Linked DNA regions of Homo sapiens: region 1 is linked to region 2. Evidence: chromatin loops called from intact Hi-C (ENCODE). Cell type or tissue: PC-3. All regions are shown on one strand. Each heading gives the region's core, and the rest is flanking DNA. Links, peaks and the distances in the headings are about the cores only.

What was found. Peaks named below come from ENCODE experiments on the same cell type or tissue, not always from the same donor. Only the 100,000 strongest peaks of a DNase experiment are listed, where the experiment ranks them.
Region 1: a loop joins it to region 2, with 4 times the contacts of the local background. A loop is called at or near these places in 3 of 110 quality-filtered maps.

Annotation. Positions count from the first base shown.
Region 1 is chr11:27,766,932-27,774,280 of GRCh38, reverse strand. No RefSeq gene overlaps it. Among named protein-coding and RNA genes, the nearest start is that of BDNF, 70 kb to the right of the region's middle. In PC-3, for the core only: no CTCF peak of the experiment used is centred there; a DNase peak (open chromatin) is centred at 3,480; H3K27ac peaks cover 690 bases.
Region 2 is chr11:27,714,516-27,721,864 of GRCh38, reverse strand. It overlaps a transcript of BDNF not described here. Among named protein-coding and RNA genes, the nearest start is that of BDNF, 18 kb to the right of the region's middle. In PC-3, for the core only: CTCF peaks have their summits at 4,081, 4,283 and 4,874; a DNase peak (open chromatin) is centred at 3,284; H3K4me3 peaks cover 1,350 bases; H3K27ac peaks cover 524 bases.

The DNA.
Region 1 (7,349 bases), core at 2,100-4,599, 53 kb before region 2:
AGATAATTTACTGAAGATACCTTAAGGGACATGGAAGAGAGGATGTACAACAAAAAGCTTACAGCAAACAACCTGACAACACCACTTAAACATTTTGCCAAAGTTCCCTTCTCACTGTGATCCCTCACCCAACCACCACCTTCCAGATGTCCTTTCTCTCTCTCCTTCCTCTCTCCTATGTGACATGGTAGATTTCCTAACTGCCCTCTCTCACTTATGCAAAACAATGCTGTGCTACCGGCAGATGTGCATATTTTCTCTATCTTCTGCTCAGCAAATCCTACAATCAATAGAATGCACCTCTTTAGAAAGCAGAAGAGTTTAGGGATTATGGTTTATTACTTGAGTATAACCTTGGGGGTCTTACACCCATCCAAGCAACTTATCAAAGCACAGCTTCTAAATGTCTGCAGTACTTTAACCCAGAGAAATAGTAATACCAGCTGGTAAGATGATAGGTTTTTTTTCCCTATTCTCACCTATATGCTTATTTACAGAATAGAGATCATTTTATAGTTCTGTACTCTGCTTTTGCATTTCTCATCATTAATTATTCCACTAAAATTTCATTTTTGTAACAGTTATCTAATATAACATGAATATATGACAATTTTTCAGGCAATCATCTATTGTTGGGCATTTAGGATGTTTCCATTTGTTCTCATAAGTAATGTTGACATTAACATATGTTCTTAATAGTTATGCTTTTCTCTAAGTGTTGTCTTAGGATCTATTCCATGAATTGAATTTCTTAGCCAATGAGATGTAAACACTTTTATAGCTTTTGATATCGTTTGCCAAATAGCTCTTCAGAAATACTATAACCATGTACTTTACCTTAGCAGTGTATGAGAATGGAATAAGGTCATTCTTATTTCTAGCATTTCCTTCTGTGCTCTTTCATGCAATACCTCCTGGGCTCTGAAAAAACCATAAAGATTCCTTGTAAAACAAGAACGGTGACATGGCACTTCTCGCACTGTATTAAATGTTAAACCCATCCAGGGTAAAACATAGTATACATAGTATAGAGGTAGTAATTATGCTCTTCTTTGCCTTTTTTTCTTTTCATCCACCTAGTTTCTCAATCCATACTTACAAATTAATCTTGATTCCTCTTTTTCCTTGCCACTCCCATGTTTAATTTTGAATCTACTCCAATCACTTCTACTTCCAGCATATATCCTGAATTTGCATGCTTCTCTTCATCTCCTTGGTTACCATGTTAGGTCAAGCCACCATCAGCTCTAGACTAGACTATTAAGATAGCCTCCTAACTGATTTCTAGTCTATTCTTTTCAAAACATAAAGCAATGAAGGCATCCTGCTGCTGAACAGTCTTGGATAGTTCAGAATAACTGGAACCCTGTTATCTCCAGCCTCACCCATATCACCTTCCTTTTACTCCCCAGGCTTCAGCCACTCTGGATCTTTTCTGCTCTGAAAGCTCTTTAAGTGTCTTCCACCTTAAGGCCTTTGACTCCCTAGATTTTTGCATGGCTAGTTTCTTCATACGATTCAGATCTCAGCCCAAATATCCCCTCCACAGTCAGTCTTCTCTGGTTTTCCAATCTTGTCTTGTCTCCTCCAGGCACTTCCTTAGCACTTCACCCTGTTTTATTTTCTTCATTACACTTATCTCTGTCTTAATTAATCCTAATCTTTCAGTTGTTGTTTACTATTTATTACTTGTATCATCCATGGAAACTACATGAGGGCCAGGGATTTTTATCTGTCAGGTTCACCACTATATCCCAGAATCTTGAATAATGCCAGGCACATGATAGATACATGTTAAATACTTGGCTTCCTCCATCCCTTCCTTGTTTCCTTCCTTCCTTCCCTCTTTCCTTCCTTTTTTCCCAACTGCCACTGTTTTGATTCAGACCTTTATTTTCTGTTATCTAGAATTTTTGAAATACTTACACCTCGTGGAACCCTCTCTCACCTTTTCTGCACTGTACTGCCAGAAGTGCTATTCTAGAACACATCTCAACATGATGCTTTATAACTTATGAAAGAAAGAATAGCTATCTTAACATGATTTTCAAGGCCCTCTGTACTTTAATCCAACTTAACTTCTCTTTTTTTCCTAAGGACTACAATTCCCATCCCCTATCCTAACACACAAACACTCATACCAGATTACTCGTCATTCCTAAGTTCTTCTCCCTCCTGGCCTCCCTAACTTTGCTTATGCTGTCCCCTTAGGATGACCATTCCCTACCCACTACCATACTGCTCATTTCTCAAGATCTTTCTCAAATACACCCTCTTCCAAGAAAATTGTGTTACTTCTTTGAGGTGAAATGAATAGCTTCTCTGTAAGACAGGAATGGTGAAGAAATGAATAGCTTCTCTGTCAGACAGAATGATAAAGAGATTCCAAATTAATTGGTGCCTGCTTCCTGAGGAGGATTTGAGAATTCTGAGGCTGCACTCAGGTTATGGGAGAAGGAGTTCTGTGATCAATTAATCATGTCTGTTTTGAGCTTAGGAGTAGGAGTTGTGGTATACACTATTTACTATTCTTGCTCAAAGAATTTGCATTGTAAAATATAATACTTCCCCTTGGGCATGTTTCTTTCATGCTTTATATAATATTTATTGATTCACATTCTTCCTTTGCCTTTGCATTGTCAGAAACTTAAGTTTAGTCTGCATGACACAGGATTGTCAGAAACTTAAGTTTAGTCTGCATGATACAGATTGAATATATTCTTATTGGATTTGGTCTTTTCCATAATGATCTTCCAGTATGGACCAAGGGAGGCAATGGAGCTGGAAAATAGGTAAAACGGGTAGTGTTGTAAGGAATTGGCTGAAAGGTAAGTCTATCCCCTGACTCTTGGCTGAACATATGATGCTGACATGAAAGTGTGGTTTTCTCAAAAAAAAAAAACTTTGAAATCAGATGTATCTTGGTTCAAATACCAGGTTTGCCACCTCTTAGCTGCCTGAACTTTGGCAAACTCCTTAATCTCCCTGAACCTTAGTTTCCTCAACTGAAATGGGAACTACCGCACCCATCCCATAGGATATTGTGAAGATTAAGGAGAGAAAGTGTGTAAATCAACAAGCCTAGTGTGTGGTGCCTCACTGGCTCTTAATAGGTCTTAGATCCCTTCTTTTCTCACTGGTCACACTAGTGTTTGATGGCTCTCTGACCTAATGTGTAGAAGCCTGCAGTACCTCAAATGAGACAGAAAGAAAGCATGCTGGCCAGATCCCCAGACACAAAAGATGCCCAGCACAGACCCAGATAATGTTCCAGAGCTTAGACCTTCAGAGACAGAATTTGGCAATGAAGGATTACGTTTTTCTGAGTTCTGCTTCCATCCTACCAGGCACCCTTTGCTTGGCTCCTCCACCTCTCTTTTCATGACATAACTAGGCTACAAAGCGACATCAGCACATTCGATACCTCAAGGAAATTCCCCACCTGCCCATGAGTAAGGCTCACTTGAGGCTCTGGACAGCCAGGGAGGAAGGGAGGCAGTAAAAATAGCACACATGCCAATCTATTTCCTGAGTGCTCTCCTCTGGAGCTTGCGTTACCTGTGAATTAGTCATAACTCTGTCACACTTAACTTTCTGATCATAAGAATAAAGCCATTTCCATTTCCCATCTCTCTGTTGGACTTCTAATTTAAAATACATGCACACACATCCCCCCACACAAAAAAAGTCTACTCTTGAATCAGATGTTCTTATGTCTCCCATGCTTCAAACACAGGCCCTCCCTTGCCCCCACCACTCATGCATTTGCTCAAGGGAGAGGCTAAGAAAATAGGCAGCTTTTAGTGCTGATCAGCATGTATAACTAACTCTAATTCTTCGAATACTATTCCCAATGGCTTGCTGCATCGCTAAAAACTGGGGCATAAAATGTAAGTTACAGAAGGACCTCAGGGAGCCTTCATTTTACAGATGGGAATACTAAGGCCTGAAATAAAAGAGATTTTCCCTAGGTGAGACAGAAAGGCAACAACAGAGTAGATTTCTAGTCCAGTGCTTTTTTATTATCCCATATGCAAAATCACATAGGCTTCAATATATTTCCCATTTTCATCTCACACTACTTGGGAAAGGAAAATGAGTTGTTAATTGCATGTTACCAATGGCTAACATTTACTGAGCACTTGCTATAGCACCAATTGCTTTATGTGTGTTATTTTATTTGGTCATCTCCAGAACCCCAGGTGTCTTAGTTATTATCCCTATTTTATAGCTGAGAGAGTGGAAGATTAAAAAGGGTAGATAACTTGCCAAGGGTTCTGTAGCTATAAGGATAAAGTGGGATTTAAAACCAAAAAGTTTAACCAAGTAGTTTAAAGCAGTACTACCTAATCCTGCTTCCTTACTAAAAGACCTTTTCTAATGGCTTAACCTTCAGGATCTTCAGACATCTAGTAGAAACCAGATTGGTACAATGGAAAATGCACAGTGCTGGAGGTCAAGGCCAGTGAACAAGCTAGGTCAATGCAACTGGTGCATTGCCAAGGGATGTGGGGAGGTGAGAGGCTCACCTAGGCTCAGTACTGCTAGCATTGGAAACAGTGGGAAGCACAAGCCTATACCATTGCCCTTCATCTGTTCCATTGTCTGATCTACAAGAACAGACAGCTGACTACCAGAGCAGGGCTCAAGCAGTTACAGGGTTTCCTTGGTCATCAAGGATAGCTGCTATGGTTATGCCCAGGGCTATGAAAACGTCCTTACCCAAGATGCTGAGGCAACTGTTTTCTTTGATCTGGGTATTCTCTCTAAGGAAAGAAACATTTTATCCCTCCCACCCTTTCTGCACCCTGCCATTGGACCTCATCGTTGCTTCTAACTATTTCCCCTGCTTTCATTAGAAAAGAAAGAAGTTCTTCTGGATAAATATAAGGAAACAGAGTCCTGTTTTGGCCTTGACAGTGCAGACCAGTTTTGCTGGGTTAGCTGATTTAACCACTGATCAGGGAGCCTGCAATTTAATTTCATTCTGTCATTTATTTCTCTCTCCATTCTACTACTTCTCTCTGGCCCTGTTCCCCATCATCCTGAAGCAGCTGGATTGATAGAACAGTAGAATGGCCTATCAGTCCTAAGATTGCCACCTGGACACTTTGGACTCCTCCTACCTTTAAGTCAGCAGGCTAAGAAGGGAGTTACAGTGTTGGCTGGAGTGACTGACCCAGACTATTAAGATGAAATCAGTCTAATACTCCACAGTTGAGGTAAGGAAGAGTATGCATGGAATACAGGAGATCCCTTGAGGCGTCTCTTAATATTACCATGCCCTGTTGATTAAGGTCAATGGGAAATTACAACGGCTCAATCCAGGCAGAACTACAAATGACCCAGACCCTTCAGGAATGAAAGTTTGGGTCACTCTACCAGGAAAAATCCATGACGTACTGAGGTGCTTACTGAAGGCAAAGGTAATACAGAATAGGTAGTAGAAGAAGGTAGTCATCAATACCAGCTAAGACCACGTGACCAGCTGCAGAAATGAGGACTGTAATTATCATGAGTCTTTCCTCCTTCTTTTGTTAAAAAGATGTTTGTGCATGTATACAGTTGTATTAAGAAAAAATCTTCATTTTATTTCCTTTTTCCATTATCATGTGGCATAAGATTTATTGACTTCATATCAGCATTTAAGTGTTGTTAACTTTATGTGATAGCATTTGGATTGGGGATAGATGCATTTCCAATTGTGCAAAGGATAGTTGTATTATGTTAGGCATAATTATGACCTATGATTATCTTTATTTGAATATTATGTATGATCTCAGGAGATGTGTATGGGTTCAAGTTGATAAGGGGTAGACTTATTATGGTTAATAATGAGTGTCAATTTGATTGGATTGAAGGATGCAAAGTATTGATCCTGGGTGTGTCTGTGAGGGTGTTGCCAAAGGAGATTAACATTTGAGTCAGTGGGCTGGGAAAGGCAGACCCACTTCAATCTGGGTGGGCACAATTAATCAGCTGCCAGCACTGCCAGAATAAAAAGCAGGCAGCACTTTGGGAGGCCGAGACGGGCGGATCACGAGGTCAGGAGATCGAGACCATCCTGGCTAACACGGTGAAACCCCGTCTCTACTAAAAATACAAAAATTAGCCGGGCATGGTGGCGCATGCCTATAGTCCCAGCTACACGGGAGGCTGAGGCAGGAGAATGGCGTGAACCCGGGAGGCGGAGCTTGCAGTGAGTCGAGATCGCGCCACTGCACTCCAGCCTGGGCGACAGAGCGAAACTCCGACTCAAAAAAAAAAAAAAAAAAAAAAAAAAAAAAAAAAAAAAAGCAGGCAGAAGAACATGAAAAGACTAGACTGGCTTAGCCTCCCAGCCTACATCTTTCTGCCATGCTGGATGCTTCCTGCCCTCAAACGTGATTCCAAGTTCTTCAGCTTTGCGACTCGGACTGGCTTCCTTGCTCCTGAGCTTGCAGACAGCCTATTGTGGGACCTTGTGATTGTGTGAGTTAATACTCCTTAATAACTCCCCTTTACATATATATAAATATATAATATATAATATATCCCCTATTAGTTCTGTCTCTCTAGAGAACCCTGACTAATACAGGCCCTCACCTTTCCCATTTGTTAAAAGGTAAGTGTGGGCTCTAATGAAGCTGCATTTACTGTAGACATGTCTGGCTGTCCTGTTCTACCTTCCTCAAGCTCTTGGTTTTGATGGTAGTGTAGGAGCTGTCATGGAGGCAGTGACCCAGACACTGTGCTGGTGGCAAGGAAAGGACTAGTGGAGAAGGGTGAAGCAGTCAGGGAGCAGCCCTCCGGAAAGATGCCAAAGAGGAGAGGGGTCGCAGAGGACCATGGAGAACACAGAAGGGCAGATTTTGTCATAAAAAGTTCTCTTTGCTAAATTTCAGGGAAGGTGCAAACAGGGCTTGGGTGCTTAGATTTTTAGCCCCACCCATTCCCTGACATCTTATATTCTCAGAATCACCAGGAACGCTTCTTCATTGTCAGCATTGAGAAGAATGAGGAGGGAATGTCAAATCCTGCTTTGCTAGAGACAGGTAGTTTTCAATTCTGAAAACCACACAGACACATACACACTTGTCTTTAATGGTGCTTCAGTAGGAAATTTACCTAATAGTTCTGTAGTCTAAGATGGCCTCTAGAAAACTTCCTGGAGCAATGGAGATGCAATTCCTATCATGAGGTTAAGGAAGCAGGTTTATTCACCAAATTAGGATTCAAAACTACCTAGACAAGCTCAAACAGATGGCATGAAGGAAAGGTAGCAGAGATAAACATCAAGTCCAGCATTTGGATCCAAAAATTAAATTTCTCACCATACAGAATCCTTGCAGCAGATCCTAGGAAACAGG
Region 2 (7,349 bases), core at 2,740-5,239:
TTACAGGGGTACCCTGAAACTCCTCACTTTCTCTGGGAACTTTCAGTGCCAGGACCCAGTAACGGGCGGTTAGAAGGCAGCCCTAGGAAACACCTGCTACATAGCAGGGCAGTTGGGCAATCATTGGTAACCTCGCTCATTCATTAGAATCACGTAAGAACTCAAAAGGAAACGTGTCTCTCGGAGTGAGGGCGTTTGCGTAAATCTATAGGTTTTTCGACATCGATGCCAGTTGCTTTGTCTTCTGTAGTCGCCAAGGTGGTTGAGAGTTTAAGCTTGCGGATATTGCAAAGGGTTATTAGATTCATAAGTCACACCAAGTGGTGGGCGATCCACTGAGCAAAGCCGAACTTCTCACATGATGACTTCAAACAAGACACATTACCTTCCAGCATCTGTTGGGGAGACGAGATTTTAAGACACTTGAGTCTCCAGGACAGCAAAGGCACAATGGTGAGTAGCAATAAAACCTGCATTATAATTGAAAAATCTTGACATGTTGCTTAACAACGGGCATATCACGGCTCTTCCTAGCACTTCACACGCCAAAGAACAGCAGCTACTCAGGCCAGGGGAATCGGGTTTTTACACAGTGCAACTTTAATTGGAATCATTTGAGATTTGACACAGCTATGTGGAACTGCGTGGAACAAACTTGGAGCTGGGTGGGGGGGTGTGTGTTATATTGGTTGTTCAAGGCTGATGCTTGTCTCTCAGCAGTCTTGCATTCTATTCTTTTCCTTAATGTGTATGGTGTATGATCATATTCTATGATTTATATGTGGGCATGTAATTGACATTTGCAAGGGGGTTAATTTCCATCTAAAAACAATAATGCTGTTAGAGGTTGGGGTTAGGGGGTGGAGTGGGGGTAAGGGTGGGGTAAAGACTGGGAGTTTAGGTGTAGATGGGGGGTGGGGTTGGGGGGAGAGAAATAAGTCAGAAGTGCATATCACCGGTAATGGGTAATCCTCTCGTAGAAGAAAAGGTTCTCATCAACATGTGATCAACTATTAACAGGATGGCTTTGGCAAAGCCATCCGCACGTGACAAACCGTAAGGAAGTGGAAGAAACCGTCTAGAGCAATATCAAGTATCACTTAATTAGAGATTTTTAAGCCTTTTCCTCCTGCTGTGCCGGGTGTGTAATCCGGGCGATAGGAGTCCATTCAGCACCTTGGACAGAGCCAACGGATTTGTCCGAGGTGGCGGTACCCCCAGGTAGTCTTCTTGGCCCCGCTGTAAAGCCAACCCTGTGTCGCCCTTAAAAAGCGTCTTTTCTGAGGTTCGGCTCACACTGAGATCGGGGCTGGAGAGAGAGTCAGATTTTGGAGCGGAGCGTTTGGAAAGCGAGCCCCAGTTTGGTCCCCTCATTGAGCTCGCTGAAGTTGGCTTCCTAGCGGTGTAGGCTGGAATAGACTCTTGGCAAGCTCCGGGTTGGTATACTGGGTTAACTTTGGGAAATGCAAGTGTTTATCTCCAGGATCTAGCCACCGGGGTGGTGTAAGCCGCAAAGAAGGTAAGCACCAGGGCGGGGACCCCTTGCATCCCCAATTCTTGAGCTATTTTGATACTGTCTTCCGGAGAGGACGCGTGGTGGAGGGGAGGAGGTAGAGGGAGAGCATGAGAGGGGGTTGTTTCTTGGTATTTGCCCAGTTTGAATTGCCCTAGGTGAGAACCCTGGGGCAAAGGGAGAAAGAAAAAAAAGAAACTCAGTCTTCCTGCGGATATAATGAGTTTAGTTAACTTGGACCTGCAAATGTCTGATTCAAATGTAAGATTTATCTCTCTTTTTCTCCTCTTCACCTCCCTCTTTTCCGTTCTCTTTGCTGGTGTGTGTGTGTGTGTGTACAGTAGATTCATTACTAATTATGAAGCTTTTGCAAAACATTCGAATTCCTAAAATTTGACTTTGTAGCATTTAGAATCAGGCGGTGGAGGTGGTGTGCGGTGGGGAGAGGAGGTGGAGGTTGGGAAGAGGGAAGGAGGTAAAGCTAAACCTCCAACACAAAAAAATGAATCAAGGTAATTTCAGCTCTTCTAGTGAGAAGGATTCATTCTCTCTGTATCCCTCCCTCCCTCTCTTTCCCCCTCCCTCCCTCCTTCCCGCCCCCCTTCTTCCACCCCGCCCCCTCCTCCAGCCTCCATCCCTCCCTCATTCTATCTCTTCCTCTCCGTCGCCCTCGCTCCTCGCTGGATGCTTCTTTCTGGGTTTTCTTTTTTTTTTCCCTTCTGTCCTCCCTCCCCGCGAGTTTCGGGCGCTGGCTTAGAGGGTTCCCGCTTTCTCAAGGGAAGGGGAGCTGCCGAGACCGCGCTCCGCTCCCCAGCCGGGCCGGATGCCTCACTGAGCCCAGGTCCGAGTCAGTCGGGGTAACTCAGGGAAAGGGGAGCCTCCGCCTGGGAGTAGAAGGTCCTTTCCGGACCGAAGAGCCAGAGAGCGGGCCGGGCGAGGGGGCCTGGGCGGCTGGAGGCGGTGGAGAAGAACACTTTTAGCTCCGTGCGGCGGCTGGACAGAGCCACCAATCAGCTGGACGCGCAGACCGCCCTGCCAGGGCGAGGTTGCGTCCGGAGGCGCCGGTGGAGGGCGGCCGGCTAGTCGCTGAGCCGCCGCCGCCACCCGGGTGGGCAGGGGACTGGCGGTGGGTGGAGGTGAGGGGCTTGGCGGGTGAGATAGAAGCGGCGCGGAGCCGCCCAGACCTGTGTTCTACCTCTCCCGCCCCCGCCTGCACCCCCGGGGGACAGCGAACTGCCGGAACGCGCGGCTGCGTTATCCTCTTGCCACTCTTCAGGGAGCTCAGGGACTTAGGCGCCCCTGGGCGGGGGCCACCAGGCTCTCCACACTCCTATAACCCTCACCCCCACCCCCTTCTCAGGCCTTTTGTTCCGGCCACAGAGCCAAGCCCGGTGGCAGTTTTCGCCCCAGGGTTTGGTCGTTCTGGACTCCTCCCCCGATCAGCTCTTCTTAATTAAAAGGCAAGAGCTTGGGGTAGGGGTGAGGGGAACGTAGGAAAAATCTGTTTCCGAAACTCAAGACCACTGTTTTAACGAACGAAAGAAAGAATCCCAACTCTGCGCAGGTGGATTCATAGGCGAAGCGAGGATATTGTGGAAATTCAGAAGGAAAAGATAAAAAACAGGCGCTAGGATCAGATGACGGTGATAGGCTGCTCGGCACACAAAGGGAGCGTAGGGCAGGGTTTACGGAGCAAGCCTGCAGCGAATGGGGCACAGATTGTTCCGAGATCCAGTCGTTTTCTCAGTCAGATCTACGCGAAGGGAGGGGAGGGGAGGGGCGGGCAGGGGAGCGTGGCGGGAGGGGCTGAGCTTGGGGGCGGGGGGATTTCTGATCAGTCTGATGCAATTCCAAGCGTGCTGCAAAGGAACTCCAAGGCGCCCGCATCACCATCGCCACCCACCCTTCCCAGATGGTGCTGTTTTAAATACGGATCTGCAGGGCTGAACGCAGAACTGGGAGATTTATTGCAAAATCCCGGGAGGGGCGGGGGGGGGTGGTGTGCGGAACGGGGAATGGAGGAGCAGAATTTAAAGGTGCAACGCTTGCTTTTTCCAATCAGGCGGCAACCGGCCGGAATTATTATTTTTTTCTTTCTGTCTGCTTGTCTCTGGATTCTAATTCACCAAGAAAGAGGTGTAAATATTGTGACATTTTGAGGCAGCTTGATGGATGGGAAAGAAATCATCTGTCACTCTAAATTGCAGAGTTCCCTCTCCCCGCGCCATCCCTTGCTAGCGAATACTCGCTGCTGCCTAATACAGTTGCTAGGGCTTCAAATGAATGCATCGTTAAGGGAATATTATCCTTTTAGTTGACTTGCCAATTTAGTTGACAGTTGAATCGAGAAAATTGTAGATTTCGTGTCTCTGGGAGGAAAAATGCTTAACAGTCTAAGTCTTGTAACCTTGAGGTCTTTAACAACTTAAATAAACCTCAAAAGTGTCACGTCATCCTCTACACACACACACACACACACACACACACACACTCAACTTGTAAGATGACATGGTTTCACCTAAACTGTTGTGGAAATGAATAGCACTTTAAAAATGGTGCACCTGATATTCACTGTTTATGTGTATTTACAAAGAGCTCTTCAGCATGAAGGCAAGACATTTCAATTGTCCTGTTTGGAATCAGTCAGAAGACTAGAAGGTGATGGAGAGAAGAAGGGAAGAAAGAGGAAAGAGAGAGAATTTTAACCTAGATGCTATTAAATTAACAGTAACCTAGCCTACTTTTATACCCCTTGGTCTTGCATATTAATATTTCTGTATGTGAGATTTTAGCTTGGTCTAGCTCCCCCAATGGAGTATACCAGTATTGATTCAGATGAGAATATGAGCATCCTGCCAGTAGCTTTTTCAGTGTCATTGATAGTAAGACCTACAACACAGCAATTTTTGGAGGATAGAAGAGAATATATATAAGGGCTTTGCAAACTGGGAAGCAGGCACTCCATAAATGGGAGGTATCATTATGACATTCTCTTTGCACATATCATTTTCATTTCACTGAACCAGAGTACTAGTTATTTTAAAACATAATCTAATGTATATGCTCAAGGTAGTAAGTGGGGATTTTAAAAGCAAGTGATTAGTTGGCTTATAAAATATTATTTTTCAATTGTCTATTAATGTACATTGGAAAGAAGGCTTTTAAAGATCTAAAATCAACATAAATAAGCTTCCCCTTTCATTTGCCAGACTCTTTCCCTATCAGATTTCTGATCTAAATTCTTAATAAGAAGAGAAGCTGGTGAATTTAGTTTCTTTCCTTTTCCTGGCCTGTCCTCTAGGGGAAGCTTTAGTAAGAAACAACATTCCAAAATCAGGCAGTGAGCGAGAGAGAAGGCAAGGGACTGGATGACCACAAAATAGATAATCAGCCAAGAAACAGAAATGAGGGAAAACCAGCATTAAAGCATGACTTACAAAGGGTTTTTATTTTGTAATTCTGTAATTTTGGGACCAGGCTCAAACTTGCTCAAGTAACATTCACTCGATCATATTGCTTACAATCTGTCAGTTAAAATGATGTCTAACTGAGCATATTTTTTATTAAATATACTTCTCTCAAAGGCCAGTAAAGCTACTCTTTGGTTTTAATTAGACAAACTAGTCTAACCACTTAAATAACTCTAATGAATATGAACTGATATCATCAGATTTAAAAGCTCTGCTGAAAACTAAATTTATTCTGAAAAGCACTGACTTGCCAGAAAAATATCTATTTTTGCAGCTTTCTTTTCACTCTATGGATAATTTAATGAGTTGCTTATTTTAATTTTACAACTGCTACCTCAGAAGTATCTCAAATTATCTTTCTTTGGCTGGTGTCTTTCTCTGCTGATCTGCTACTGCTGTGTGTGTGTGTGTGTGTGTGTGTGTGTCTGTGTGTGTGTGTGTATGGGCGTGTGTGTCTCTGTGTGTGTTTTCTAGTGGGAATTTAACAAGCAGTGAGTCTCTTAAATTTACATGCCATAATCTATGTCAAGAACATTGCGTACTACTTAGCAATAAAAATAAACATTAGCATCTAGTGAAAGCTTACCATCATTGAGTGCTATGGAAATAGAGGTCTTAAAGAAAGATTAAATTTTTCAACAAAAAAATTTTTCCCCTTTTTGGCTTAAAGGTGATTATAATTTCAAAAATATGACATCTTTCCTCTTTTACTTTGGAATGTAGAGCTGCTGCTTTAACAAGTGTCTTTTGAGAAAGATACACGTGTTTCATAAAGATTAATACCCTTAAAACACTATGGTGCAGAGAGGGAAGGATGAATTCTTTAACCCTGCCTCTAATCTCATTTGGCAATTTTTGGAGTATTCATTCTGACTTTTTAAAAATTCAGGTGGATTTTTTTTCTGCTTTCTTTCCAACATTATAAAACAATCCTATAAGAGATTTTTCTGCTATAGTGCAGACTTTATTTGTATTTCCTAGTAATAACACTTTAGATTCATATAGTACTTTGACAGCTCTCTATAGGTTTCATTTGATTTCCTTATCAGTCATGTAAGGTAGGAATCACCAATCACCTTTTACAGATGAGGAAAGTAAGGTGCAGAATTATCTAACACTACACTGCCAGTAAGATGTAAAGACTAACTCAGAGTCTTTCTTCAAATTTTAAGGAAATTTGTGTTTGTTCCTCTCTAGACCATGCTGCCTTAAACTCCACTAGGGCATCAGAGGGAGCTGTAGGCATTATTTTCTCCTATTTTGATTTATTTAATTAAATTAAAAACATTTTTTACAAATAGTTTTCAAAATTTCAGGCCTAATGGAAAGTTTTAACTAGTCTTCCTAAGACAGTATTTCCCTCTCCCACAGTTAGACACTCAAAGAAAGCAGGACTCTTCCTCTAGTTGACATACCATCTAAGTCATAGTTGCTAATTCCCCAAAAAACAAATACAAAGAATAAGAAGAACCAAAGCCAAGATGTACATTACCTTTACTTGTGAATCATAGAATCTGGGTTCTGGGAAGGTTCTCAGAGGTCACTTAGCCCAGCTCATATCTGATACATGAATTCATGCTGGCTTGTTTTGTTTCAATCCTCTGGAATTTCATCCCAGTCTTGGACACTGGGTACTTGTTTATCTTGGTAGATGTTCTGATACTTATGTGGATCATGAGCTTGGCTGATCATTTCCCATTTTGCCCAAAAGGTATACTTTCTATAGAGACTCTAGCATTCATAATTTTATTTTGTAAGTATTAATTGGCAACACATAATTTGCCATTATGTGCCAGGAACTGTATTACAATCTGGAGATTCAAGAACAAGCAAGACCAAATGGTCCCTATCTTGGTGGATCTTGTGGCCTAGAGACAAAGACTGGTCTCTTTATTTGCTCCAATCCTTAGAAGGGGACAGACCTCTGGACTCATAAGATTCCTTTTTTCAAGAGAACACAGTGAATAAGATTAAAAGCCTGAGTTTAGGCTTTACTTCCAACCGCTTGTCAGTACCCAAAAAAGTCAATCAGTCACTCTTGATCTCTGCTTCCTCACACATAAAACAAAAGAGATGTTCTCAGAATAAACTCTAAATTCCACTTCCGTTCCAAGTTTGAGTGATATAAAAGATATAGTCTATAACTATTTCTTGCAGTGTAGGGGAAATTAAGGCCTAAGTTACCCTAACCTTTGGTGATTTACAATTCTGGGTGGGTACCGCAAATTTTTAACTTGTTAAGAAGTATATCATGAAAAAAATCAAAGTAACATATTTGAACCCAGAATAGAAGGAATCTAGGTGTTGAACCTGTTCATTTATGGAATGATGGCTAGGAAAGTTTTAATTTAGAGAATGATCTCAAA